Linked DNA regions of Homo sapiens: region 1 is linked to region 2. A link is a loop called in an ENCODE intact Hi-C map of the cell type or tissue named here. Cell type or tissue: gastrocnemius medialis. All regions are shown on one strand. Links, peaks and the distances in the headings refer to the core of each region. The heading gives the core; the rest is flanking DNA. Region 1 overlaps SLC38A4-AS1 (SLC38A4 antisense RNA 1). Region 2 overlaps SLC38A4-AS1 (SLC38A4 antisense RNA 1).

Evidence for each region. A loop is a pair of places that touch in the nucleus more often than their neighbours do. Peaks named below come from ENCODE experiments on the same cell type or tissue, not always from the same donor. Only the 100,000 strongest peaks of a DNase experiment are listed, where the experiment ranks them.
Region 1: it touches region 2 in a loop (8-fold over the local background); 8 of 110 quality-filtered maps call a loop at or near these places.

What each region holds. Positions count from the first base shown.
Region 1 is chr12:46,553,307-46,568,943 of GRCh38, forward strand. All of the region lies in intron 3 of SLC38A4-AS1 (SLC38A4 antisense RNA 1), which reads left to right. Among named protein-coding and RNA genes, the nearest start is that of SLC38A4-AS1, 180 kb to the left of the region's middle. In gastrocnemius medialis, for the core only: no CTCF peak of the experiment used is centred there; no DNase peak of the experiment used is centred there; H3K4me3 peaks cover 553 bases; H3K27ac peaks cover 6,826 bases.
Region 2 is chr12:46,609,367-46,625,003 of GRCh38, forward strand. The region is part of intron 3 of SLC38A4-AS1 (SLC38A4 antisense RNA 1); the gene reads left to right. Among named protein-coding and RNA genes, the nearest start is that of SLC38A4, 210 kb to the right of the region's middle. RefSeq lists an enhancer at 8,546-9,046. In gastrocnemius medialis, for the core only: no CTCF peak of the experiment used is centred there; a DNase peak (open chromatin) is centred at 7,995; H3K4me3 peaks cover 753 bases; H3K27ac peaks cover 2,833 bases.

The sequences.
Region 1 (15,637 bases), core at 4,087-12,086, 56 kb before region 2:
TTGAGGAGGAGCCTCCAGTCTTCTGAGCCCCAGTTTGGGTTTGTTTCCGGTAAGATGACAAAGGATTTGGAGAATGAGGAAATGCCACCTTATTTCCCTTGTTAGTAGTTTTCCTTTCTTTCCCCCTGCAATAGTTTCATAACTTGCAACCTATAGATGCAGAAAGAAGAAGGGAGAGCATCTTCAAACAGTTAGTTAGGACTCTCCTTCTGGGAGGAAAGTGGATATCAAAGTACAGGATTGTTATATCCTCATGACTCAGAGCCCTGCATCCCAGGGGTGGTGACAAATCTGAAGCTCTGATGAAATTAGAACATACTGCTCACCCCCAGGCAGGTAGGTGTCTTGAGTATCAAAGGGTTAGTATCAACAGTGACAGTATTTAAAACGAATGTGCTATCTTACTGAGAAATTAACATGTAGGCAGATGTATAACTTTTAATTTAGTTATTTACTAAATAAATAATGTTTTATTTAGTGCCTGAAAATATCATACATAGAAAGATAGTTTTGACCATCTGGAAACTATTTTGGGGAAATTAAAAGTTTGGAGCTCAATTCTATCAATAATCCCCTCCTGCCTTTATTATTATTATTATTATTATTATTATTATTTCCCTGTTGCCTTGTCCTCAAATCAGATCCTAAAGCTTGTTTCCTATAAAGCAGTTCCCAACAAATTTGTAAGTCAGACTCTGTCCAATGTCCTCTGATATTTAGACATTCCTCTCTGATTTTGCTCTGAGTCACATGAACATATCACAGACATAAATGTTCTTGCTTTTTTGCTACTCTTAGAACATGTGGATATGATTTACTTCCTAAAACAGGATTCTTTGAACACCTACTTTCTACAAAATCCAACTCCCATGAAATCTGAGAGAGGTTTTCCTCTAAAGTATAAACCACAAGCATAACCAAATGAATTTTTTTTATTATACTTTAAGTTCTAGGGTACATGTGCACAACGTGCAGTTTTGTAATTTTTAAAAATCAAATTAGGCCATTAGAATAATGTTCTGTATCACTGGGATGGGAATTTAATGCTAGACAATTTAGGGTCATTATTATCATGCCAGGCACAACTGTCTTCAATTAGTTATGTCAAGGTGGGGATATAATTGTTGGACATGTTGGCTTCTTGTTTCATTCGGCTTCCATGCTGCATGAAGATTCCAGAAAACCATGATTAACTGGAATATTTGGGGAATGAAGACTTAAGTTTTATTTAATTTTTTAGTCAGCTTAAGTTTAAGCAGAAAGCACTTGGCTTTAGTTTTTGTTGAAAAACTTTCTAAAATAAGTTTATTTTCTTGCATCAAAAGGATAGCACAGTGGAAAGCTGTTTTCAATAGTTAAGAACATTACGAGTCCCTTGGGATCATTTTCTGACTCTTATAAAATGTTAACAGAGAGAGGGTTTTGAGATGAAAATGGATATGGAAACTAGTTAACAACTAGGCCCCTGGGTCAAACAGCTAGTTATCTCTGACTTTAAAAAGTGGACGATAAACTATTTATTGAGCACCTGCTATTTTACAGGGCATAGACTTTTCCCTTTAGGAGCCTCAATTCTGATGGGGAAGAGAGGGGTGTGTTTAAAAATAATTACTCTACAATGTTGTAAGTGCTTATGAAGGTATACAGCAAGTGCTATTGTAGCTCAGGGCAAGGAACTACCAATGGCCTAAAGGAGTCAAAGGCCTTCCTTTGGGAAAAATGATGGTCTGGGCCTTGACACACACATGAGTTAAATGGAGAAGAGGATGTAGGACATCCTTGATGTAATGAGTGAAACCTATGTAGGGCATGGTGTGTATGTCTTTGTGACAGGGCAAGGAGAGACTGGTAGCAGATGAGGTTGGACCAGCAGCCTGGGGACCATTTATACAGAATTCAAGCACTATTTTGCAAGTAAGGTATGACAGTGGAATAAACAATCTGACTTGTGTTTCAGAAAGATTACTCTTTTGGTGGTGGGAAAGAAGGACCGGAAGGAGGAAGCGACAATTTTGATAAATTATCCAGTTAATATTTCAAAAGAATCTTTTTACTGTTTGTTTATTGACCTAAATTATAGTTTGTATTTTTTATTTACCTTTAAGTAAGAAAACATTTCAGTTCTCTTCTCTTACTTAGGTGCTATGTTATTATCATCATTCTCAGTATTGGGAAACTGAGGCACAGTGGGCATGTGACTTCCCCGAAATTCTGAATTGAATCAACCGAGAAACTGACTCAAAACCAGTCTCGAAGTTTCTTCCAGCAACTACTAGACCACACTCCCCACTATTACGGCATATTTATGATATAATTAACTTTCAGAAAGCCATATGGCTTTCATTACAAAGACTAAAGGAATGTGCTTTTCATAACAAATGGCATATGGCCTCCAATAGCTCTTTGCTTGCATGTTTTAACAAAATGAACATGTACATGAATTAGATGCCTCAGGTCAGTTAACAAACTGAAGTTGATTTTCTTTTGCTCTCCCTAATTACAGCTGCATTTCTGACAAATATCAAGGAGTTTTTTGGCAGCCTGTAGGTGCAAAATACATAGCACCTTTTTCTCTTATGGCATTGCTCCTTTAAAGAGTCAACATTTTTCTCTTATTCACAGTGGAGTGTGCCGTTTGTGGAAATGGAGTATTTTTGATGAAGCTGCATGCTTTCAGAATGGTGGAAAATTTAATTGACTTAAATGATACAAAAGGCAAAGGAAAAAACTAAATGAAAATCATTGAGACAAAAGTTGACATTTATCTTTGGTCACTTACATGATGCAGAGGAGAGAGTACATGATAGATGCTCACATGCTGAACTAATTTAACAGCAGTTAAGCGTGAGGGCTCACTCTTAATCTCTTAGAGTTATTTAGAAGCCTTTCTATTTTAGGTAACATGCCTTAAAGTTCTGCTCCCTTAGTTCGCACTGTGCCTCATCCTATTGTTTATTTAGCAGGTTTTTTAATAGAGTCTGAGAATGAGCTTCTTGCAACTTTCACATTATCATATTACAACATTCACCACTGATTATCTGTACTCAAGGTCAATGACATTATCTCATTGGAATTCCCTGGACTCTGGATTTATAATAAGATAGTCCAAAATGCTCTTGTCTGTGATGGAAAAATACAACACAATTACTGTAAGTCAGTTGGTTCTTAAAGTGTTTGAGTTTCAAATTTGGCTACTCATCATATTGGCAAATTGCTTACTTTTCTTTTAAATGCTTGTACTTATATGACACCAATAAAATTTTCTTGATTAATGAAGTGGAAATATATCTACTATAAAAGGAAATTTAAAACATATATATTTCTGAAGTAACTAAAGAAGTAAAAATACATTTTAATTAATATTAAAGTATTTAAATCCTTCTATTCAAAAGCTCATTTCCTTAAGAACAAAGAAAACACATAATTTAGGATGATTTACTCATTAAGAATAAACCAAATGTTTTAAATAATCAATTAAACTTTTAGTCTCTTTTTTTTCCCATCTAAAATGACTCACTCAAATCCTATTCATACAAAAGGAAAGTGTTAATTTGTATCCTAATTCACCTTATATTTACTATAATGTATATTTCTTCTTTGGACAAGTCATAGCTTCTCCTTTCATAAAATAATATCTTCCATTATGTTACAATTACAAACTATGGCTCATAGGACCGGTGAATCATAGGGTTGGATGGAATAAGCCCTTCAGCAGTCATTTTCACCTCCAGGGCATCTCTAAACCATGAGTTGAACAACAAGGCGAGTGAGTAAGGTACACTTTCAGTCAGAAATACAGCTTTGGCTAGATGGAAAAAAAAAGAGTAAATCTGGGAACTCTTTTTCTCTTTAGCAAAATACGTCTTTCTTTCTTTTTGTCAAAGTGAATCTTATTTCAAACTGATATCATTAGAATAATAACCCCACGACAAAAATTGTTGTGTGAGACCATTTAGATTCACTTCATATGTGAGAATCGGATGCTAGCATCTGTAAGACATGAGATAAGCAATGTTTGAAGACAGCAGATTCTGCCCCCACCTATGTCAGCATAATTTATTACATGACTACAAAATACAACAACAGTGCATAAGTATAAAATGTGTAAAAAAATTAATGCTGCATACGTCTGTAAAAAGCCAAACAACAATTTAGAAGAGAAGGCAATTAGGGTAACACTTATGTACTAAGAAATCATTTGAAGTTGGGATACAATGTTATTTTCTTAACTGTCACAATTCACTCATGTTAAGACACTCCTATCTTGCTTTTATCCTCCATAGCATGTAAGGATAGTTACATTGGAGGGAAAACTTCGAGATGCTGAGCCAGGGTGGCTGACAGTGTGAGGAAGTCAGGAAAAAGTTTCAATCGAACCTGATCTCCTTGATCTTTATATGATGGTCTTTTCACGATTAAGCAACCATGAGCACGAAAGGAGAGACATGACTCACTCCAATAACCTTGAATAGTTGGGTTAATTTGAAATTTATATTCTTAAAAAGTTGTGATATGCAAAGACATAAACAACTGGTTTCTCCAGATTTTCAAATCCTGCTCCAAATTATTTTAACAAACACATATGTTATCATTTAAATGGGGGAAATGGCCAAGACCAACCCCAACTGGCTTCAGAGGAAGTTGGATACTGTAAACAGAAGATATGTTTTGGTCTGCTGAGCACCATTTTGGATCTGAATATGGTAAGGTAGTCTTAGTACTAATTTTTGTGGTTGGATATGCAGAGATTTCACTGGAATTGGGAAGATATATGAAAGAAGGGGTAGAGAAGGAGAAATGTTCATGGAAGGGGAGAGGAGCAGAATAGCCAGGGAGATGATGCAATACTGGGAAATCACAGAGGGTAAAGGCAGTGAGTGAAAATACAGGCGTTGGGGTGTCTGCAGGATTATTCAGCACTAGAATGTTTAATTGTCAATCAAGTGGTGTCTGTTTCTGTAATTGTAATGTATTCCAACTCCTCAAACTTTAGTAAAGTCTGTCATAAGAACCCATTTTTTGAGGGTTTTCTTTTGTTCTTGGATTGAAAATTATGGGAAAGGTTTCCTTCCATGTTGGGTGGAATAGGGTCAGCACCAACAGGAAGAGTGGTAAATGAGTAAATTAAGCAGAAGCAGGCATTTGGAGCCAAGGAAGTACCAGCTCTTCCTTCTCCAGCTTTCCTTCCCCCACAAATGTCTAGATATTTTGGAGAGGGTTTTGGTCTTTTACAACCCATGGGATGGATGTTTGAATCAAGGAGAGAGTAGATCCCAGATGATATTTATGCTATATTTATAAAGTCTGAAAATATAACAGTTCATTAAGGGAGAAAGTAAGGATGGAAAATTTTGATCTCTAGCACTCCTTTTTCTTTCATAGTGTTAACAGTGTAACACATGATATTGTTGGCATTTTCTTCTACAGACATACCAGACATTTAGCATTTATTTTTTATTTTTTTTAGTCAAGTCTGAGCTAGTCAATTATGTGTCTGGTAAACCAAAAGATATTACTGAAATCCGTGGCAACAGTTCAGGAACCATCTTGTGCACTTGCATTTATTGGAAGTATAATGGTAGGTTGCCTGTCTCTGTCGCATTCCTCATGGTACGCAGGGAAATTTGCTTGTATGTGAAAATATTTATAGGAAGCAGTTTTGTTTTGTGAGGCATGCAGACTGGTAGCTACATGTTTGAAGATACGCCCATTTTTCTGGCCCTTATCACTTATGAATAATGGCCGTGGGATAGAGTGAAAAAAGTATTAATAACTTAATGCTCAAACTTACCTTTTAAAAGGGCAAATTTCACATATATCTGAAGTGAAAATAAACCTGAAATATAATTTGTTTATGTTAAGTTAGAGTTTTTATGCACGTGCCTCCACTGTATTCTGCTACATTGGTAGTGGCAAAATATGCACATAAATGGATGAGAGAGAAATAGAGACAAAAGACAAAGGAAAGCAAAGATGTTTTAAGATATGGCATAAACAGCAGGTCTAATTTCTTTATTTGGTAAGTCTCGCATACTCTCTGTTTAACAGATGTGCCTCTCACTGCTGTAGCTTGATGTTCTGAGAGGATTCTCAAATAAAATTTATTTGATGGAGCAACACTCATATCATATATCTTGATATTTGAGAACCTTCCAGAAAAGACGAAAGTGTTCTAATAGAACAAGCTCCTTGTCTACGTATCTACATTTGGCCACAACAATGCTATTCTCATAGTTATGGGAAAGGCTGAAGGCCAAATTCGTGTCTGGTTTTGTATCTGGTCGAGTCCTTACATGCTTACATGAAGATTCAGGGAAAGGTTTAATTTTCCCAAGGCTCACAGAGGCAATTGTTTACTGGCACCAAATTATATTTCTGCTTAAAAAAAGATGACACAAACAGATACCATAGAAATCTAAAATGGCAGTCAAATATTAAGTGATTTTAATCCAAACAAATATAACCATAAAAACCTGAAGATTGTTATTAAATCTGGAAACATTATAACATTTTTTTTTGCTTTTCAAGATGAGTCTAGGACCACTTAGACCACAAAAAATCCACCTTGTTTTTGAGTTTGGAGGATATATCTCTGTGTGTGGCTTCCAAGGCTCCAAGTTTGTTCTAAAAAATCTACTCCTGTCCTGCGTCCTCCAATTCCTATTCACATAGGGCTGTGTGTGTGCATGTATGTGCTTGAACAATATTTTACACTTGCACTTAATGAAATTTACCCTCCTAAATTAGGCTTATTTTTCCAGCCTATCAGAATTCAGTAGCATTCTCATTTCTGCCTGGTTAGGATTTATTCTTCCCTGATTCTTTTCATTCACAAAATAGCAAATGTATCATATACAAATTCATTGAATCACTGATGAAAATGGAGAAGAAGGCAGGACAAAGAGAATCCTTTTATGGCACTGGTGCCCACCCTTCAGAGTGACATTGATCTGTTAACCGTCATTCTCTGGTGTGGTTGTTTAACCAGTTTAAAAATCACTTACTCCGCAAACATATTGAATGCTCCCTGAGCCAGGCTTTGTGCTGGGTGGTGGGAAAGACAAATGATACTATCCCTGACTTCAAGCAGCCCAAGGGAAGAAAGACATGAAAATGAAGAGCTGCAGTGAAGTGTGATAATGCCAGAGGTATATATTAGGCAAGGCACTTAAAAGCCAGCCTAGGATTTTCTGAAAAAATAAACTGAGGAGAGTAAGAGGTTTTCTGAGTTTGTTCAAAATATATAGAATTTATTTTTTCAGATAAATTTTAGCAACAGTTCATTACCAGGAAAATCCTATTAAAATTTTGATAATAATTGCATTATACTTTTAACTTAATTAATTCAATATCCTTATGCAGAACCATGATATGTATTTCATTACATCCCCATGTATTTTAAAAGGCAGTTTTTAGGATATTTTGTTTTTTGTTGCTTTTGAGAATAGGGATTTTTTTCTCATACTTTCTAAATATATTTTTGTGGGTTTCCAAGAAAGCCATGGGTCTTTGGCATATTTATCTTATGATTAGCTATGTTTCTGGACTCATTATTTCTAATGTTTTTCAGTTGACTCAACTGAGGTTTTTAAACCAAAAATCATTGCTTATAGATAATGATCATTTAATTTTTTCTTTTTAAACTACCTATTTGGTTGTGTATTTCATCACACTTTTGACTTTTTAGAATATTGTAAAGTAAAACCTTTGGTTTTAGTCACATACACTTGTACTTCAAGCACTCACAGTCCAGCTTCCGATGACTCTGCAGATGTGGGTTTCAGCAGCCAAGGTGTATTGCACCTGCTCATAGACCTTGGGAGTGTAACTTTCTCTGTTTTTACAAGATGTGCTCACTGCTTAATGATATCACAGATGCTGTTGCATTTTATTTCTAGATTCCAAGTTATTTTCTTGAATGTGTGAGAAATATAATTAGAAAATTAAATATTTTTGAAATTAAGAATAGAAATAAGTGGGAAAAAATGGACTGTAAAAAAAGAAAGGACTATTCTGTGAGACCAATTTATGACAGAGGTGATTTAACTTATAAATGCTTCATCACACTTTACCCCTAGGCGGGGTTGCCAAAATCATGAGCATGTTAATGTTAGCTGGTGCTTTGTGTGCTCAGAAGATATCACTAAAGAAGCCGAACACGGTGGTGCATGCCTATAGTCCCAGCTATTCAGGAGGCCAAGACGGGAGGATTGCTTGAGCCCAGGAATTCAAGACCAGCCTGGGCAATATAGCGAGACTGACCTCATAAACAAAACAAAACAAAAAACAACCAAAAAAAAAAAAAATAGATATCACTGTGAAAGGAAAATAAACCCCAGGAGCCCCAAATCACTAAGCCAAGGGAAAAGTCAAGCCTGGAACTACATCAGGCAAACATGCCTCCCATTTTATTCCTCAATAATACAGCTACAGGCTGGGTGCTGTGGCTCATGCCTCTAATCCCAGCACTTTGGGAGGCTGAGACAGGTGGATCACCTGAGGTCAGGAGTTCAAGACCAGCCTGGCCAACATGGCGAAACCCCGTCTCTACTAAAAATACAGAAATTAGCCAGGCGTGATGGCAGACGCCTGTAATCCCAGCTGCTTGGGAGGCTGAGACAGGAGAATTGCTCTGTTCTGTTGAATTTCACCCTGGCTATGGAAACCAATAGCTTATCTTCACAGGTGTGGGACAGAAAGTCATCCCTATGCTCATCTGAGACAAATGCATACCTGATTGCTTCCTCTGCCCTATTGTTTATGTAAAAATGCAGATTGACTGAGCCAGATTACATTGTGTATTCAGTGAAAGGCTGATGAAGGACTCAAAAGAATGCAACCTTTTGTCTTTTACCTACTTATGACCTGGAACCCCAACCCCCTACCAGAACCAATGACAATGTTACATATGCTGATGTCTCTTATCTCCCTAAAATATATAAAAGCAAGCTGTACCCCCACCACCTTAGGCACATGTTGCCAGGATCTCCTGAGGTTGTGTCATGGACGTGTTCTTCACCTTGGCAAAATAAACTTTCTAAATTGGTTGAAAAATAAATAAATAAATGCTTCATCAGTGATACATACGGATGTTACCAGAGTGATGTAATCTTGGTCAACAGATATTGCATGTCATTCAGTTCCTATTTTATGTTCTTTCCATCTACGTTCCTATTTCCTGGAATAGGAGTTGCTACAATGGCAGCAGCAGGCATCTTTAGTTTAGTTTTTCAGACATGAAAGGTACCTACACATATTTGTATCTTAGAAAGGTCACTCTGATAACACATTGAAGGATAGATTAGGGTAAGGCAAAACTAACAATAGCAAGACTAGTTAGGTGCTAAAGTAATACTGGAAAGAATGAAGAAGTGGGGCAGATCTGTGAGGTCTGAGGAGGTAGAGTCAGTTATTCTTGAAGAATGAGATGCAGGGCTGAGTAGATGAGAAATCAAGTATAGCTCCCCAGTTTTTTGATTTGATGATTGAGATACAGGGCAATACACCATGTGCTGCTGGAACCCACATCTGCGGTATCTTGGGAAGCTGGACTGTGGTTGTTTGAAATACAAGTGTCTGTGACTAAAGCCAAAGGTTTTACTTTACAATTTTGATGCCAATATAAGTAAAGAATAGAAGAGGAAAAGTAGGCATGGGAGAGAAGACAATGCATTCAGTTGTGCAATACTTTGAGTTTCAGATGCCTGTGTGACATCAAGTGGAAACGGTAGTTGATTCATGCATTTGGCACACAGGAAAAAACACAAATGCAACAGGCTTTCTATTCAGTCTCTTTCTTTCTCTGCGGCGCAAGGAAATAATGAGGGGCAGGAACACAGCAAGAACACAAACAGAACACAGTAAATGACTTCTGTATGCACTCAGTTGAGACTCTTCTACGGAAGTTTTATGTTTTTCTTTATTATGGTAAAATATACATAACATAAAATTGGTCATTTTAACTGTTTTTAAGTGTGCAGTTCAGAGGCATTAAGTACATTCACATTGTTGTGCAACCATCACTATCATCCCTCTCAATATTTCTTTTTTTAAAATTTAATTTTAAATTGACATATAATAATTGTACATATTTATGTGGTACATTGTGATGTTTTGATATATATATAATGTGTAGTGATCAGGTCAGGGTAATTAGCATATTCATAATTTCATTTTATTGTGTTGAGAACATTTAATATCTTCCCTCTAGCTATTTGAACCTATACATTATTGTTATCTATAGTCATCCTATAGTGGTATAGAGCACTAGAACTTATTCCCCCTATCTAGCTGTAATTTTATATCTTTTAACAAATCCATGCATGTCCCCACCTCTCCCTACCCTTGCCAGACTCCAGTATCCTCTGTTCTACTTTTTACTCCTAGGAGATCAAATTTTTTTAAATTATTATTTATTTATTTATTTAGCTTGTGTGAAAACATGTAGCCTTTATCCATTTATCTGTTATTGGATACCTAAGTGGATTCCATATCTTGGCTATTGTGAATAGTGTTCCAATAAACATGGAGGTACAGATTTCTCTTTAATATATAGATTTTGTTTCCTTTGGATAAATACCCAGTAGTGGGACTACTGGATCATTTGGTAGTTCTATTTGTAGTTGTCTGAGGAGACTGCATACTGTTTCCATAATGTCTGTACTGTTTACATTCACACCAACAGTGATTAAGAGTCCCTTTTCTCTACATTCTCACCAGTATTTGTTTTCTTGTCTTTTTGACAATAGCATAATAGCCATGCTAACTGGGGTACCTAATTGTGGTTTTGATTTGCATTTCCCTAATGATTAATGGTGTTGAGGATTTTTTTTCAAACACCTGTCGGCCATTGGTATGTCTTCTTCTGAAATATGTTTGTTCAAATCATTTGCCCATTTTAAAATTAGATTGTTTGGATTTTTTTGCTGTTGAGATGTTTGAGTTCCTTGTATATTCTGGGTATTAATTCCCTCATAGAAAAATAGTTTGCAAATATTTTCTCATATTCTGTCCATTGTCTTTTCACAGTGTTATTGTTTCCTTTTATGTGCAGAAGCTTTTTAGTTTGATGTAATCACATTTGTTAATTTTTGCTTTTGTTGCCTGTACTTTTGAGGTCGCAGCCATAAAATATTTGCCTAAATCAATGTTCTGGAGTGTTTCCACTGTGTGTTCTTCTAGTACATTCATAGTTTGGGGTCTTACATTTAGGTCTTTAATCCATTTTGAGTTGATTTTTGTATGAGGTAAGAGGTAGGGGTCTAGTTTCATTCTTCTGTATATGGATATCTAGTTTTCTTAGCATTGTTTATTGAAAAGACTGTCCCTTCCCCAGTGAATGTTCTTGTTGTCTTTGTCCATACCATTTGCCTATAGATACGTGGATTAGTTTCCGGGTTCTCTATTCTGTTCCACTGGTCTATGTGTCTGTTTTATACCAATACCATGCTGTTTTGGTTACTATAGCTTCATAGTATATTTTGAATTCTGGTAGTATGATGCCTGCAGCTTTCTTCTTTTTTCTATTGGCTGTTCTGGCTATTTGGAGTCTTTTTTGGCTCCATACAAATTTTAAGATTTATTTTCTATTTCTGTGAAAAATGCCATTAGTATTTTAATAGAGATTTCAATGAATCTGTAGATTGCTTTGGGTAGTATTATCATTATAAAAATATTAATTCTTCTATTATGAGCATGAAATGTCTTTCTATTTGTTTGTATCCAATTTGATTTCTTTCATCAGTGTTTTGTAGTTTTCCTTATAGTGTTCTTTCACCTCCTTGGTTAAATTTATTCCTAGGTCTTCTTTTTTCCATAGCTATTGTAAATGGGATTGCCTTCTTGATTTCTTTTTAATTAGTTTGCTCTTTGTGTATAGAAATGTTACTGATTTTTTATGTTGATTTTGTATCCTGCAACTTTAATGAATTTATCAGTTCTAAAAGTTTGTAGAGTCTTTAGTTTCTTTTCAGTATATAAGATTATGTCTGCAAACAGAGATGATTTGACTTTCTCCTTTTCAATTCAGATGCCCTTTATTTCTCTCTTGACTAGTTGCTCTGGCTAGGACTTCCAGTGCCATGTTGAATAAGAGTGCTGAAAGTAGGTATTCTTGTTTTGTTCCAGTACTTGGAGGCAAAGCTTACAGTTTTTTCCCCATTTAGTATAATGTTCACTGTCAGTTAGTCATATATAACCTTAATTATGTTGAGGTACTTTCTTTCTATCCTAAGTTATTGAGAATTCTTATTATGAAGGGATGCTGGATGTCATCAAATGCTTTTTCTGCATCTATTTTAGTAATCATATGGTTGTTGTCCTTCATTATGTTGATGTGATGTAACACATTTATTGATTTGCATATATTGAACCATTCTTGAATTCCTGGAGTAACTCCCACTTGAACATGGTGTATAATCTTTTGATATATTGGTAGATTAAATTTCTGGTATTTCATTGAGGATTTTTGTATCTATGTTCATCAGGAATATAGGTCTGTAGTTTTATTTTTTTGTTGTGTCCTTGTCTAGTTTTCAGATGAGGGTGATGCTGGCCTTGTAGATGGAGTTAGAGAGAGTTCTCTTTGCTTCATTTTTTTGGAATAGTTTGAGAAGAATTAGTATTAATTCTTCTTTAAAGTTTTGATAGAATTAGCAGTGAAGCCATCTAGTCCCAGACTTTTCTTTGCTGGGAGGCTTTTTATTACTGATTCAATCTCATTATTGGTCTTTTCAGGTTTTTTATTTCTCCTGGACTCAATCTTGGTATATTGCATGTGTCCAGGAATTTACCCATTTGTTCTGGATTTTCTAATACATTGGCATATAGTTGTTTATGGTAGTTTCTAATGATCCTTTGTATTTCTGTGGTATCAGTTGTAATATGTTTTTATTTCTAATTTTATCTATTTGGGTCTTCTCTCTTTTTTTCTTAATCTAGCTAATGGATTGTTGATTTCGTGTATCTTTTCAAAAAACCAACTTTTTGTTTCATTGATCTTTTGTGTTTTTTAATCTCAATTTCACTTATTTCTGCCATGATCTTTATAATGTTTCCTATTCTACTCATTTTGGGGTTTATTTTTTCTTTTCTAGCTCCTTGATATTCATCATTAGGTTGTTTATTGGAAGTCTTTCTCAATTTTTGATGTAGGCATTTATTGCTAAATATGTTTCTGATTAGCACTTTTGCTGTGTCCTGTAGGTTGTTGTATGTTGTGTTTCTTTTTTCAGTTGTCTCAATGAATTTTAAAATTTCATTCTTAATTCCTTTTTTCACCCAATCATCCTTCAGGAACAAGTTGTTTAATTTCCATGTGTTTAATATAAAAAATTAGCTGGGCATGGTGGTGTGTGCCTATAGTTCCAGCTACTCGTGAGGCTGAGGCAGGAGAATAGCTTGAACCTGGAAGGCAGAGGTTGCCGTGAGCCAAGATCACGCCACTCCACTCCAGCCTGGGCGACAGAGTGAGACTCTGCCTCAAAAAAAAAAAAAAAAAGTACATATATTTGTATAGTTTCAAATGTTTCTCTTGTTATTGTGTTCTGGTTTTATTCCACTGTGGTCAGATGAGATACTTGATATAATTTCAAGTTAAAAAAAATTTTTGAGACCTGTTTTGTTTTTGTTTTCGAGTCCTGAAGAATGTTCAACATGCTGATGAGGAGAATGCGTATTCTGTAGCTATTGGGTAAAATGCTCTTCATATGTCTCTTTAACCCATTTGATCTACGGTGCAGTTTAAATCATCTGATGTTTCTTGGTTAATTTTATATCCACATGACCTGTCCAAAGCTGAGAGTGGAAGAAGGTCCCCAGCTATTATTATATTGGAGTCTATCTCTCCCTTTAGAATGAGTACCATTTACTTTATATATCTGGGTGGTCCTGTGTTGGGTTCATGTATATTTACAATTATTATTTTCCCTTGTTGAATTGATCATTTTATTACTATATAATGTCTTTGTCTATTTTTATGACTTTTGATTTGAAGTCTGTTTTATCTGATATAAGTATAGCTATACTGGCTTGCTCTTGGTTTCTGGTTGCATGGAATATCTTTGTCCATCCCTTCACTTTCAGTCTATATGTATCTTTACAGAAGAAGTGAATTTCTTGTGGGTAGCATATCTTTGGGTCTTTTTTTCATTAAAAAAGTCAATTTAGCCCATCTATAGCTTTTAACTGGGAGAATTAAATCTTATACCCAAGGTTACTATTGATAGGTGAGAACTTACTCCTATCATTTTCTTGATTATTTTCTAATTGTTTTGTATAGTTTTTGTTTCTTGCTTCCAATTTCATGTTTACTTTTGTGATTGAGTGGCTTTCTGTGGTGACAAGATTTGATTTTTCTTTTGTGTATTGGCTGTATCAGTAAATTTTATTGTTTTGCTTTTTTTTATGATGTTGGTTTTCATTTTTTTCACTTTCAGATATAAGACTCCATTGAATATTTATTGTAATTCTGGTCTAATGGTAATGATTCCTTTAGTTTTTGCTTGTCTGTAAAATATTTTATTTCTCCTTTATTTTGAAATGATAGCTTTGCTGGGTATAATATTCTTGACTGACAGTTTTTTTTTTTTTTTTTTTCCTTTCAGTACTTTGAATATATCAGCCTATTCTCTCCCAGCTTGTATGGTTTCTGCTGAGAAACATGCTGCTGGTCTAATGGGGATTCCTTTATATGTGACTTGACACTTTTCTTTTGTTTTCTAGAATTTTTTTTTGTCTTTTACCTTTGAAAATTTGACTATAAGGATCTATTCAGGTTAAATCTGTTGGGGTTCTTTGAACTTCCTGGATCTGGATGTCCATTTCTCTCCCAAGACTTGGGAATTTTTTGGCTATTATTTCATTAAACATGATTTCTACACATTTTCCCTTCTCTTTTCCTTCTGGAACACTTATAATGAGAATATTTGTTTGCTTAATGGTGTCCCATAAATCCTATAGGCTTTCTTCATTCTTTTTATTTTTATTTTTGTCTGCCTGTATTATTTCAAAAGATCTATCTTCAAGTTTAGAAATTGTTTCTTCTGCTTGGTCTCTTCTGTTGTTGAAGCTATTGATTTTCAATATTTCATTTGTTGAATTCTTCAGCTCTAAGATTTTTTTTTTTTCGAGACAGAGTTTCACTCTTGTTGCCCAGGCTGGAGTGCAATGGTGCGATCTCAGCTCATCACAACCTCCACCTCCCGGGTTCAAGCAATTCTCTTGCCTCAGCCTCGTGAGTAGCTGGGATTGCAGGGATGCACCACCACACCTGGCTAATTTTGTATTTTTTAGTGGAGATGGGGTTTCTCCATGTTGGTCAGGCTGGTCTTGAACTCCCGACCTCAGGTGATCCACACACCTTGGCCTCCCAAAGTGCTGGGATTACAGGCGTGAGCCACTGTGGTTTTTAAAAAAATCATATATCTCTTTGTTAAATTTGTCATTCAAATCATGAATTATTTTCCTGATTTCATTGATTTGTCTATTTGTATTTTTTTGTATCTTACTGAGTTTCATAAGATTATTAATTTGAACTCATTTTGTGGCATTTTATATATTTACTTATGATTGTGTTCTGTTACTTAAAAATTATTATATTCCTTTGGAGGCATTATGTTTTCTTGCTTTTTTATGTTTG
Region 2 (15,637 bases), core at 4,011-12,010:
TGGAGAGCTGTTGTTGTTTCATTGTAAAATGGTAGCTGTCTTAGGAGATGGGACCACAGTTTCCTGTACTAGCTTGTGGCTGAACTTTGGCTCCTTAGTTGTGAGTTATCACTTTATCTCTAACCAGAGGTGTTTTTCTATTCTCATTTTTGCCTATGAGAACTTCTTTTTTTAAAAATAGAAATTCATCTTCATGTCTATGGGTACATTTAAGTGACTTAGGGGTTTGTGAGTAGATTGGTCATTGAGTCACAACTTTGCAGATTGTCTTTAAATATAGTGATAATGTTGATGATGACAACCATAATGATAAAGGTAAATTAAATCTACAATCCAAGCTAACCTCTTTGGAGCCTCCCATTCACTGGAAGTTATTGAGCCTGAGCGGGAAGAGCATTGTTGGAGAGACTGTAGTGTATGGGGCCAGACAGCCTGCTTTGGCCACTAGCCATCTCTATGGCCTTGGACAAGTTATTTAACCTTACTAAACATCAATATTCTGGTTTGATAAATAGAGATAATAATAGTGAGGATATTTACAGTGGACATTTGCCATTCTTTTTGGTTGTCCAGTGTGTGGAGTCTCCCTCCTGTGACTCAGGAATGCGTTCACTATATAATGTCAGCTACTTGCTCTCCCAGCCTCCCTTGTAATTATGGTGTGGGCACCTGCCCCAGAGCTGCAGTTAACAAATGACTTCTCACAGTGGATGGTGGTAGAAGAACCAAGTTCAGGAGCAGCAGTGGTGGCAGGGATGGTAGTCCCAGTGGTTAGCACTACAGGATGCACTAGCCAATTCCCAGAGTAGCAGTGGTCACCTCACCAAAATGGTTCAATTGTGTGATTTTTAAGCGGTACTCCAGCCTGTAGAGCCTCAAAAGGGTTCTCCAGCCCTTCCATAATCCTATAAGCTGCCTGATATCCTCCTTAAATCAGCCCAAATTGGTTTCTATAGCTTGCACTGTAAGTCCCAATTGGTACAGTATCTCAGTGAGGTGAATATTAAATGAGATAATACAAGGAAAGTGTTTGGCACGGGGGCATAACACCTAGTAGATGCTCAAGGAATACTATGTTAATAATAGTAATAGTATTAATAGTAAGAGCAACCAGAGATTAGACTGAAAAGAGACCTAAGGTGTTGTCAGCTTTGTAGGAAGAGAGTTTAAAGGTTAACTGCTGGATGGAATCTATCAATGTAATTTTGGTTATCATAGAATTAACTAGACTTAGCCCAGCTTCCTTTTTTATTGATAAAGAAGGTTCAGGGGCATTGGGTAAATTACTCAGTGCCAATAGCTAGTGAATGACAAAGCCAAGCTGGAGGCTTTTGTACTGTCTGTTCTCTACTCCACTGCTCCATGCTATTTAAATTTAAAAACTTAACAAACACATGTGTATGCATGGATTAAGATCTGTGAGGAACTAAGAAAGAACTATGGTTGGTACCTGGAATTGTTCAACGCCATCTCTCCTGATCATCATTGAACCTGGTGAAGCAGAACACGCACATGCCCAATTAGAGAACAGAGTGAAAAAGCACAGTGCGTGCTGGGCCCTGTGGCTAAAAACCACAGACAGGACAGTCACTATGGCTAAAGTCAGGGAAGATCTCATGGGAAGGTGAGAATTGAAGCTGATGTGTGAAGTGACTTTTACCACCTAAATAAGGTGAGGTTTATTTTTTTTTTTTAAAAAGTGTTAGGGCAAAGCCAAAGTTAGACATTTACTGTGGGTTTACTTGTTTGTTTTTGAGAGGGCATCAGGGTAGAACTTTTAAAAATACCATGGAAATTATAGGATATAAATTATAATGTGTAAATTTTAAAAAGTCTTAAAATCTCTGCTGAAAACAGAGGGCTGTTTTGTTGGTTCTTAACCATCTTTGGAAATTTAAGCCATACTCAACATGTTTAAAAGATTAATAAAAATATATTTATGGCATTTTTATATCATTTGGTGGCATTTGTGTTTTGTTTCGTTTCGTTTTGTTTTGTTTTCGAGATAGAGTCTTGCTCTGTCACCCAGGCTGGAGTGCAGTGGCGCAATCTCAGCTAACTGCAGCCTCCGCCTCCTGGATTCAAGCGATTCTCCTGCCTCAGCTTCCTGAGTAGCTGGGATTACAGATGCCCGCCACCACATCTGGCTAATTTTTGTATTTTTAGTAGAGATGGGGATTTCTTCATGTTGGCCAGGATAGTCTCGAACTCCTGGCCTCAAGTGATCCACCTGCCTCAGCCTCCCAAAGTGCTGGGATTACAGGCATAAGCCACCACACCCAGACTCATTTGGTGTTTTTAAAGCACATTTATGGGCATGATCTTTGATCACAGAGACAACAATGAGAGTTGGGTAGAAATGTTTTAAATTTAAAGAGGGGAAAACTGAAGCTCGGAAGGCCTAAATGGCGTGTTTACATCATAAAGTTGGTTTATTTAACAAAATTAAGTTCAGATTTCTTGACTTTGGGTCTAAAATTCTATTTGCTAAGAAACAAAAAGTCCTTGTGTCAAAAAGCAACTTTAGAAACATTGCATATTTTCATAATAGCCTCCAACTTTAGTTTGCTTGGATATGCTTCTCTCAGTATCTGAAAGCTGCTTTACCAGTGAATATAAAGGAATTTCTACACCATTGCCAATTCCAGATTGTCTAAATTGTGTTCGTAAACTGCATCTATTGGGTTTCTGATTGCTGAGGACTCCAGGCTGTAGCGACGTCATGAACCGATCTTACAGGACTCAAGATGCTTGCAGATCCTGACAGTTCCTTCTGGAATAGACTGCCAAAGGTAGTCGAAGATTTTTGTTTTGTTGTTTTTTTTTTTTTTAAAGCTAGATAATCCCACATTTAGAATTTTTCTCAAGGGAGAACGTCGATGTATTCCAGTCTGTCAAAAGGTAAAGAAAGTTATTTTCTTCTTACTAGCTAAAGAAGATAATGAAAAGAGGAATCTGAAATTTGAAATCTCCAATCCATAGGTAGATGAAAAGAGGAATCTGAAATTTGAATCTCCAATCCATAGGTAGATGAAAAGAGGAATCTGAAATTTGAAATCTCCAATCCATAGGTAGAAAGTGCCAAAAATCACACTTCTGGGTTGTTTTGATTTATTTGTCCTAAGAAATTATCCTTCCTCCCCTCCCCTCCCCTTTCCTTCCTTCCTTCCTTCCTTCCTTCCTTCCTTCCATCTTCCTCCTTTTCTTTCTTTCTCTCTCTCTTTCACAAATAAGACTCTCCTTAGCTGGAAACTATATCCTGCTATGAAATTGTGTGTTCATCCAGTTTTCATTTTACTTGAATTTTCAGCAGCATTGAACACTATAGCCCCACTTCCGTAATCTACACCTTTTTGAAACACTATTTTCTTCTGGCTTTCAGCCTCTACTGGTCTTTCAACTAAATTTTCTCTCTGTTCTTCCTTAATTCCCTTTCAGACTCATGCTACTCTATATGACCATTAAATATCAGAATTCCCAAAAACCCATTCCTGGGCCCTGTCCTCTTCTTGCTCTATACTTCTTCCTCAGGCAAACTCTATGATCAGGATTGAATTCCTGCCCACATGGCCATGACTTGGAAATGTGTATCTCCAGTCCATGTCTTTCCTTTGAATACCAGGTCAAGCATGTCCTCATGTATCCACTTGGTCATCTCAAAAACATCTTAAATTCAACATGAACAAAACAAATTCACCATGTTCCCTCTACTAACCCTGACCAACACTCACTATTCCCAAATCTCAGTGAACATAACGGCATCCTGCAGTTGTGGCAACTTGGGCATCATTCTCTCTCAAATCCTGTATCCAATCCATCAGCAGCTGTGATATTTCCCATATTTCCCATCCACTTCTCTCCATTTGTGCTGTCACCACTGGTCCTGACTTCCATCGCTTTTCACCTGGATGGTTGCTGGAGCCTCCTCACAGCTCTGCCTACATCTTTTCAGCATTCTTCCACCATCACAGATAAACAGTGTAGTTCAAGTTGTGATGATATTGACATAAACAGCCTCCAATATACTAAATCCAGGCACCTAGTAAATATTTGTTGGCTGTTGTTTTTTTTCCTGTAAGGTGGGATGCTTATGGCCTGGGATCTGAAACAGGAAAAGATCATCATATGATCATTACCTCTAACTTCAGTCTCTTTCTTCCCCTCCTTCAAACCTCAGAGCAAAGGCCAGAGAAATCACGTTTTTGCAACAATATCAGGGACAAAATAAGCTGAAAGAAACAATGTTGAGAACAGGCTGAAATAATCAGTGATACATAATTTCAATCTTAGCTCAAAAGATTGGGGGAGGAGGAGAAGAACAATTATAGGAGTTTTCATCAAAAGGTACAAATACAAAGAAAGACACATACAATTATGGGTGTACTTATGCACACCAATAATACACACACACATACACACGCATACCCTGTACCCAGTGCTTTATCCATGCTGGTACATAGTAAATGAATGTTGAACAAATGAATGAAACAAAGCCAGCTCCTTATCAGGTTTGGATAAAATATTGGCTGCTTGTTTTTGTAGGTCACCAGAAAATGAACCGAAAACAAAATAAATTTACTAGTTAAGATGCATTCTTAAATAATTCTTTTTCAAAATTATTCTAAAAAATATTTATCCCCCAAAGTTCTTAGAGCTGAATAAGACTACATGTCTTTAATTCTTTTTTTTTTTTTTTTGAGATGGAGTCTTGCTCTGTCGTCACCCAGGCCGGAGTGCAGTGGCTCAGTGGCTAGATCTCAGCTCACTGCAAGATCCACCTCCTGGGTTCACGCCATTCTCCTGCCTCAGCCTCCCGAGTAGCTGGGACTACAGGTGCCTGCAACCATGCCTGGCTAATTTTTTGTATTTTTAGTAGAGACGGGGTTTCACCGTGTTAGCCAGGATGGTCTCAATCTCCTGACCTCGTGATCCACCCACCTTGGCCTCCCAACGTGCTGGAATTACAGGCGTGAGCCACCACGCCTGGCCCTTTCATTCTTTTACTTGACTCTATCCCATATTTATACCCTCTCTAATATTTCAGTTGTGATCCTCAGAGGTAAGTATCCCATTTTCCCACTTTATAGACTAGGAAACTGAGGCGTATGCAAAAGTAACTTCAGAAAAAGGTACATAATTGCACAACAGAATTTCCCTTAAAGTATGATCTTCCAATACTAGTAATGTGCCCTTGAATCAATAATTTTTTAAAAAATACACAGTAAACATTGAATTTTCTTAAGAGTTCAATTCTTCCTAAATTCATCTATAGATTCAATATATTCCAAATCAAACTGTCAGCATGCTAGTTTTTAGAAATTCAGAAGCTAATTATAAAATATATATGAAAATGCAAATTACTGAATAAATTTAAAAAGAAGAACAAAGTTGGTGGTCTTATGTTACCCAATTTCAAGACTTTATATAGTGTTAAATAATCAAGACTGTATGGTAGTAGTGGAAGGGTAGATATATAGATGCATGGAACAGAAAAACCCAGAAATAGACTCTTATATTTATGATCAGTTGATTTTTTACAAAGATGGAAATTTGATGGGGAAAAGAAAGTTTTCAACAAGTGATGGTGGAGCAACTGGATGTTTGTAAGGAAACAATGAATCTTGATTCTTACCTCAGATACAAAATGAATGTTGTCATTCATTCAAGAGATAATGAGTGTGCCAGGTGAGAGGGGGTCTTGTTGGATAATCTCCAACAAGTCTGCCCACTGGGAGGAATGCACATGGGGGTGGAACCTTGGGAAGTTTGTGCCATTTGCAGTGGGGAAGAGCCCGGCCCCTCCTCTTCCTGTGTGGAACCTGGGACTCAAGCTGCGTGTGGCAAGTACTCTAGCAGGGACTCTGGCCTTGCGAGAGTCCCTGTTTGCCCCTTTTCTTCCTTTTCACCTAATAAAACCCTGTCCTACTCATCATTCAAATTGTCTGTGAGCCTGAATTTTCATGGCCATGGGACAAAGAAGCTCATCTTTAGCTGAACTAAGGAAAGGTCCTGCAAAAGGATTTCCTATGTACCAGCAAAAATGGATGGTAAATGTAAATTTAAGAACCAAAATGATAAAAATTCTAGAGGAAAACATAGGAGAAAATTTCTATGTTCTTGAAGAAGGCAAAGAGTTCTTAAATGCCCAAATAATGAACCATTAAAGAAACAATGATAAAATGGACTTTGTCAAAATTAAAATCTTTTGCTCTTCAAAAGACACCTTTAGAAAAATAAAAAGGCAAGCCATGGAATTGGAGAAAATTGTTGCAATGTTACGTGTTAGTTATCTATTGCTCTATAAAAAATTACCCACAAAACTTAGAAACTTGAAACAACAAACAATTATTATCTCACAGTTTCTGTGGGCCAAAATCTGGGAAATGGCAATTAAGCTGTTGGCTGGGATAAAGTCATCTAAAGACTGAATTTGGGGAAGATCCGCTTTCAGGCCCTCTTATGTGGCTACTGGTAGAAGATCCAGAAGATTACCTCAGTTTCTGGACACATGAGCCTCCCATAAGGCCTCTTGTCTGTCCTCAGGACATGGCAGCTCCCTTCTCCTTGAGTGAGTAGCTGAAGAGAGAGAAGTGAGTGAGTGCACTAAAGATGGCAGCTGCGGTCATTTTATCATCTACTCTCTGGAGCAACATCCCATAACTCTGTGATGTTCTATTTGTTAGAAGTGAGTCCTTAAATCCAGCCCATATAAAAGGGAAGCTGAATTAAGCTCTACCTCTTGAGTGGATGAGTATCCAAGAATTTGTACACATAACTATAAAACCACCAGAGTATATAGCTTACAAAAAAGTTTGTATACAGAATAGACAGAGAACACTACAACTCTATAATAAGAAATTCTATGAAAATGGTAAAATCGTGGAATAGACACTTTCAAATGAAGATATTCTTACGTTTAATAAACACAAGAAAAGATGCTCAACATCATTGGTCATCAGAGAAATGTAAATGAAAACCACTATATGTCTACCAGAATGGTTAAAATTAAAAAGACTGAAAACTTTGACTAAATGCTGGCAAGCATGTCGAGGCATTGGAATGCAGCATTGCTGGTGGGAATGTAAAAGAGTGTAACCACTTTGGAAGATGTCAATTTTTTAAAAGTTGAACATACGCTTTACATACACCCTAACCATCCCACTCTGAGGTATTTACCCAAGAAAAATGAAAACATATGACAGCATAAAAGTTTGTATACATATATTCACAGTAATTTTATTTGCTGTAGCTATAAGAACTGGAAATAACCCAAATGTCTTTCAACAGGTAATGGAGAGACAAAACGTGGTGCAGCCATATAAGGGGGTACTACCCAGCAATACAAAGGAATGAGCTACTAACACACAAAACATCATGAAGGAATCTCAAAATCATCATGCTAAGGGAAGGAATTCAGACACAAAGGAATCTATCTGAATATGAATTTAGTTATATAAAATTGTAGAACACACAAGCTAATCAATAGCAACCAATGCAGATCAGTTTTTGCCTTGGGGTGTGGGTAGAGGGAATAATAGAGTACAAGGGAACAGAGGGTATCTTTTGGGGATGGTAGAAATCTTCTGTTTTTTGACCATTGGAGTGGTTTCAAGAGTGTACACATCTCTCAAAACTTCTTAATTTGTGTACCTTAAATAAATGGAGTTTTCCGAATACAAATTATAATCCCAATAAAGTTGACTTTAAGCAGGGGAGTGGAGGAGAAACTAAAAGTCAATAATTTTTCATCTTTAAAACTGTTGAATGTCACTTTGTATGAGTACATTCACCATTTGTGTAACCTGTGAGTTGGTGAGGCATTTGAATGACCTGATTAGCAGTGTTTTTGTCTGTGAAATGTGTGTATTTGGCAGAGTTGTAATCAGGCAGGAGAGGGACAGAGGGTTTGTCATGATGCATTAGGACATCTCTGAGGTTCCTCCCGTTGTTGCATAATTCTGTCTTCTGTCCCTACGTGGACAAGAGCCCAGGCCTTGTAATTCAACAGACATGCATTCAATTCCAGCTCAGCTATTTCTAGCAGTGTGACCCTGGGCCAGTTACTAAGTTTCAGTTTCATCAGAGGTAAAATAAGGATAATATACTTACATAGAAATGAGCTGTCATGAGTGGAGCCAAGATGGCCAAATAAGAACAGCTCCGGTCTACAGCTCCCAGCGTGAGTGATGCAGAAGATGGGTGATTTCTGCATTTCCATCTGAGGTACCGGGTTCATCTCACTAGGGAGTGCCAGACAGTGGGCACAGGACAGTGGGTGCAGCGCACCATGCACGAGCCGAAGCAGGGTGAGGCATTGCCTCACTTGGGAAGCACAAGGGGTCAGGGAGTTCCCTTTCCTAGTCAAAGAAAGGGGTGACAGACGGCACCTGGAAAATCGGGTCACTCCCACCCCAATACTGCACTTTTCCAATGGGCTTAAACGGTGCACCAGGAGATTATATCCCGCACCTGGCTCAGAGGGTCCTACACCCATGGAGCCTCGCTGATTGCTAGCACAGCAGTCTGAGATCAAACTGAAAGGTGGCAGCGAGGCTGGGGGAGGGGCGCCCGCCATTGCCCGGGCTTGCTTAGGTAAACAAAGCAGGCGGGAAGCTCGAACTGGGGGGAGCCCACCACAGCTCAAGGAGACCTGCCTGCCTCTGTAGGCTCCACCTCTGGGGGCAGGGCACAGACAAACAAAAAGACAGCAGTAATCTCTGCAGACTTAAATGTCCCTTCCTGACAGCTTTGAAGAGAGCAGTGGTTCTCCCAGCACGCAGCTGGAGATCTGAGAATGGGCAGACTGCCTCCTCAAGTGGGTCCCTGACCCCTGACCCCCGAGCACCCTAACTGGGAGGCACCCCCCAGTAGGGGCAGACTGACACCTCACAAGGCCGTGTACTCCTCTGAGACAAAACTTCCAGAGGAATGATCAGACAGCAGCATTCGCGGTTCACGAAAATCCGCTGTTCTGCAGCCACTGCTGCTGGTAGCCAGGCAAACAGGGTCTGGAATGGACCTCTACCAAACTCCAACAGACTTGCAGCTGAGGGTCCTGTCTGTTAGAAGGAAAACTAACAAACAGAAAGGACATCCACACCAAAAACCCATCTGTACATCACCATCATCAAAGACCAAAAGTAGATAAAACCACAAAGATGGGGAAAAAACAGAGCAGAAAAACTGGAAACTCTAAAAAGCAGAGTGCCTCTCCTCCTCCAAAGGAACCCAGCTCCTCACCAGCAATGGAACAAAGCTGGACGGAGAATGACTTTGACGAATTGAGAGAAGAAGGCTTCAGATGATCAAACTACTCCGAGCTTCAGGAGGAAATTCAAACCAAAGGCAAAGAAGTTGAAAACTTTGAAAAAAATTTAGATGAATGTATAACTAGAATAACCAATACAGAGAAGTGCTTAAAGGAGCTGATGGAGCTGAAAGCCAAGGCTCGAGAACTACATGAAGAATGCAGAAGCCTCAGGAGCCAATGCAATCAACTGGAAGAAAGAGTATCAGTGACGGAAGATGAAATGAATGAAATGAAGCGAGAAGGGAAGTTTAGAGAAAAAAGAATAAAAAGAAACAAACAAAGCCTCCAAGAAAAATGGGACTATGTGAAAAGACCAAATCTACGTCTGATTGGTGTACCTGAAAGTGACGGAGAGAATGGAACCAAGTTGGAAAACACTTTGCAGGATATTATCCAGGAGAACTTCCGCAATCTAGCAAGGCAGGCCAACGTTCAGATTCAGGAAATACAGAGAACACCACAAAGATACTCCTCAAGAAGAGCAACTCCAAGACACATAATTATCAGATTCACCAAAGTTGAAATGAAGGAAAAAATGTTAAGGGCAGCCAGAGAGAAAGGTCGGGTTACCCTCAAAGGGAAGCCCATCAGACTAACAGCGGATCTCTTGGCAGAAACTCTACAAGCCAGAAGAGAGTGAGGGCCAATATTCAACATTCTTAAAGAAAAGAATTTTCAACCCAGAATTTCATATCCAGCCAAACTAAGCTTCATAAGTGAAGGAGAAATAAAATACTTTACAGACAAGCAAATGCTGAGAGATTTTGTCACCACCAGGCCTGCCCTAAAAGAGCTCCTGAAGGAAGCACTAAACATGGAAAGGAACAACCGGTACCAGCCACCGCAAAATCATGCCAAATTGTAAAGACCATCGAGGCTAGGAAGAAACTGCATCAACTAACGAGCAAAATAACCAGCTAACATCTTAATGACAGGATCAAATTCACACATAACAATATTAACTTTAAATGTAAATGGACTAAATGCTCCAATTAAAAGACACAGACTGGCAGATTGGATAAAGAGTCAAGACCCATCAATGTGCTGTATTCAGGAAACCCATCTCACGTGCAGAGACACACATAGGCTCAAAATAAAGGGATGGTGGAAGATCTACCAAGCAAATGGAAAACAAAAAAAGGCAGGGGTTGCAATCCTAGTCTCTGATAAAACAGACTTTAAACCAACAAAGATCAAAAGAGACAGAAGGCCATTACATAATGGTAAAGGGATCAATTCAACAAGGAGAGCTAACTATCCTAAATATATATGCACCCAATACAGGAGCACCCAGATTCATAAAGCAAGTCCTGAGTGACCTACAAAGAGACTTAGACTCCCACACAATAATAATGGGAGACTTTAACACCCCACTGTCAACATTAGACAGATCAGTGAGACAGAAAATTAACAAGGATACCCAGGAATTGAACTCAGCTCTGCACCAAGCGGACCTAATAGACATCTACAGAACTCTCCACCCCAAATCAACAGAATATACATTTTTTCAGCACCACACCACACCTATTCCAAAATTGACCACATAGTTGGAAGTAAAGCACTCCTCAGCAAATGTAAAAGAACAGAAATTATAACAAACTGTCTCTGAGACCACAGTGCAATCAAACTAGAACTCAGGATTAAGAAACTCATTCAAAACTGCTCAACTACATGGAAACTGCACAACCTGCTCCTGAATGACTACTGGGTACATAACAAAATGAAGGCAGAAATAAAGATGTTCTTTGAAATCAACAAGAACAGAGACACAACATACCAGAATCTCTGGGACACATTCAAAGCAGTGTGTAGAGGGAAATTTATAGCACTAAAAGCCCACAGGAGAAAGCAGGAAAGATCCAAAATTGACACCCTAACATCACAATTAAAACAACTAGAAAAACAAGAGCAAACACATTCAAAAGCTAGCGGAAGGCAAGAAATAACTAAAATCAGAGCAGAACTGAAGGAAATAGAGACACAAAAAACCCTTCAAAAAATTAATGAATCCAGGAGCTGCTTTTTTGAAAGGATCAACAAAGTTGGTAGACCGCTAGCAAGACTAATAAAGAAGAAAAGAGAGAAGAATCAAATGGACGCTATAAAACATGATAAAGGGGATATCACCACTGATCCCACAGAAATACAAACTACCATCAGAAAATACTACAAACACCTCTACACAAATAAACTAGAAAATCTAGAAGAAATGGATAAATTCCTCAACACATACACCCTCCCAAGACTAAACCAGGAAGAAGTTGAATCTCTGAATAGACCAATAACAGGCTCTGAAATTGTGGCAATAATCAATAGCTTACCAACCAAAAAGAGTCTAGGACCAGATGGATTCACGGCCGAATTCTACCAGAGGTACAAGGAGGAACTGGTACCATTCCTTCTGAAACTATTCCAATCAATAGAAAAAGAGGGAGTTCTCCCTAACTCATTTTATGAGGCCAGAATCATCCTGATACCAAAGCCTGGCAGAGACACAACCAAAAGAGAGAATTTTAGACCAATATCCTTAATGAACATTGATGCAAAAATCCTCAATAAAATACTGGCAAACCGAATCCAGCAGCACATCAAACAGCTTATCCACCATGATCAAGTGGGCTTCATCCCTGGGATGCAAGGCTGGTTCAATATACACAAATCAATAAATGTAATCCAGCATATAAACAGAACCAAAGACAAAAACCACATGATTATCTCAATAGATGCAGAAAAGGCCTTTGACAAAATTCAACAACCCTTCATGCTAAAAACTCTCAATGAATTAGGTATTGATGGGACGTATCTCAAAATCAGAAGAGCTATTTATGACAAACCCACAGCCAATATCATACTGAATGGGCAAAAACTGGAAGCATTCCCTTTGAAAACTGGCACAAGACAGGGATGCCCTCTCTCACCACTCCTATTCAACATAGTGTTGGAAGTTCTGGCCAGGGCAATTAGGCAGGAGAAGGAAATAGACTGTATTCAATTAGGAAAAGAGGAAGTCAAATTGTCCCTGTTTGCAGGTGACATGATTGTATATCTAGAAAACCCCATTGTTTCAGCCCCAAATCTCCTTAAGCTGATAAGCAACTGCAGCAAAGTCTTAGGATACAAAATCAATGTACAAAAATCACAAGCATTCTTATATACCAATAACAGATAAACAGAGATCCAAATCATGAGTGAATTCCCATTCACAATTGCTTCAAAGAGAATAAAATACCTAGGAATCCAACTTACAAGGGACATGAAGGACATCTTCAAGAAGAACTACAAACCACTGCTCAATGAAATAAAAGAGGATACAAACAAATGGAAGAACATTCCATGCTCACGGGTAGGAAGAATCAATATCATGAAAATGGCCATACTGCCCAAGGTAATTTATAGATTCAATGCCATCCCCATCCAGCTACCAATGACTTTCTTCACAGAATTGGAAAAAACTACTTTAAAGTTCATATGGAACCAAAAAAGAGCCTGCATTGCCAAGTCAATCTTAAACCAAAAGAACAAAGCTGGAGGCATCATGCTACCTGACTTCAAACTATGCTACAAGGCTACAGTAACCAAAACAGCATGGTACTGGTACCAAAACAGAGATACAGATCAATGGAACAGAACAGAGCCCTCAGAAATAACGCCGCATATCTACAACTATCTGATCTTTGACAAACCTGAGAAAAACAAGCAATGGGGAAAGGATTCCCTATTTAATAAATGGTGCTGGGAAAACTGGCTAGCCATATGTAGAAAGCTGAAACTGGATCCCTTCCTTACACCTTATACAAAAATGAATTCAAGATGGACTAAAGACTTAAACATTAGACCTAAAACCATAAAAACCCTAGAAGACAACCTAGGCATTACCATTCAGGAGATAGGCATGGGCAAGGACTTCATGTCCAAAACACCAAAAGCAATGGCAACAAAAGCCAGAATTGACAAATGGGATCTAATTCAACTAAAGAGCTTCTGCACAGCAAAACAAACTACCATCAGAGTGAACAGGCAACCTACAAAATGGGAGAAAATGTTTGCAACCTACTCATCTGACAAAGGGCTAACATCCAGAATCTACAATGAACTCAAACAAATTTACAAGAAAAAAACAAACAACCCCATCAAAAAGTGGGCAAAGGACATGAACAGACACTTCTCAAAAGAAGACATTTATGCAGCCAAAAAACACATGAAAAAATGCTCACCATCACTGTGCATCAGAGAAATGCAAATCAAAACCACAATGAGATACCATCTCACACCAGTTAGAATGGCAATCATTAAAAAGTCAGGAAACAACAGGTGCTGGAGAGGATGTGGAGAAATAGGAACACTTTTACACTGTTGGTGGGACTGTAAACTAGTTCAACCATTGTGGAAGTCAGTGTGGCGATTCTTCAGGGATCTAGAACTAGAAATACCATTTGACCCAGCCATCCCATTACTAGGTATATACCCAAAGGAGTATAAATCATGCTGCTATAAAGACACATGCACACGTATGTTTATTGCGGCACTATTCACAATAGCAAAGACTTGGAACCAACCCAAATGTCCAACAATGATAGACTGGATTAAGAAAATGTGGCACATATACACAATGGAATACTATGCAGCCATAAAAAATGATGAGTTCATGTCCTTTGTAGGGACATGGATGAAATTGGAAATCATCATTCTCAGTAAACTATCGCAAGAACAAAAAACCAAACACCGCATATTCTCACTCGTAGGTGGGAATTGAACAATGAGAACACATGGACACTGGAAGGGGAACATCACACTCTGGGGACTGTTGTGGGGTGGGGGGAGTGGGGAGGGATAGCTTTAGGAGATATACCTAATGCTAAATGACGAGTTAATGGGGGCAGCACACCAGCATGGCACATGTATATGTATGTAACTAACGTGCACATTGTGCAATATATCCTAAAACTTAAAGTATAATAATAATGAAATAAAATTTAAAAAAAAAGAAATGAGCTGTCATATAAAACACTCAGCACACAAAGAAGAAGATACAGAAAAGGTATTTGATAGGTATTCAGCTTTTCCCCTTCCTTTTCCAGAAAAATCTTAACACTACTATGTTTGAAATTATGGGTTCTAAGAAAATAACTAATTTTCAGGAGCATTAAAATATCAGCAAAATCTGTATCTTTTGCCTATATAGGCAAAATATAAGTGGGAAAGTGGTTAATAAAGACATGTAAAGGGGAAAGTAAAATAAGAATTAAATCTTTCCTTTGTTTTGAATCAGTACTTTAAATTCCAAAGACACAAGTTACTTCTTCAAAATGCATTGAAATTGCACTGTAAGTAATTTTTTATATATAATCACATTATTAACAGCATAATTTGAAAAATGGAAGCTATAGGACAGCAGAGGATTAGGCCCTTAATCCACAAAACTATATAAGGAAACCTAAGCACACACCCATTGCTAGGCTCAAAATAAAACAGAAGTTCAGTGACAGTTACACTATCCATTTAACCTCCATTGCTGTTTTCAGTTAAAAAAAATTGGTAAATATTATCTATGCCTTTCCTGCTATAAAGTAAATATGAACTGTGTGATGTTCATATTGGAAAAGCAAGTATTATATGTAATGTGAAAATGCAATAAAAATAATTTAAAAACAGAAAGTTATCTTCCTGCCTTATTTAAAAGAGAGAGTCAAGAAAAGAGGGTAATTTGCTTGTGTGTGTTTAAATTATTTTGTTTTTATTGCAGTCTGTTGACTATTTTACTCATGAATTTGAAATGCTAATTAGGAATGTTGTTTTTTCATCTCATCAATCAGAGCATGCAGTCAGAAGCTTGTTTTTGCTAGTTGGTGCAACAGCTTATTGTTGGTTCTAGGAAGACACACTTAAACTAAGTAGGAGTAAATGTTTCTTAAAGGCAAATTCAGCTTTCAACAAATAATGTAATTAAGGAAGTGAATATTGAATGCCTACTTTGTGCAGTTTGTGATTGACTTGATGTCTCCCTGTTTCTGCCCCATCTGCCACTTCTTTTTCATGTCATTTCCTTTTACACATTTTCTTTTCTAAATCGCATGCTTCCTGCTGGTAGGAGTTGGCACTTACATTGCCAATGGATACCTGCACCTGTGAATGCTCTAGACACCAGTGGCTTTCGGTATGGAGTGACAGCTGGCTAGAAGTCTGATTCCTTTTCATATAGAATATTTGAAATATATTGTGTTTCATGTCTTCTTATACCTCTCCTTCCCATCTATATAGACAGGTGAGAGATGCCAGAAATGAATGCAGGTAGAGTTTAGGACCCTGCCTAGGGCACACGAACAGGTA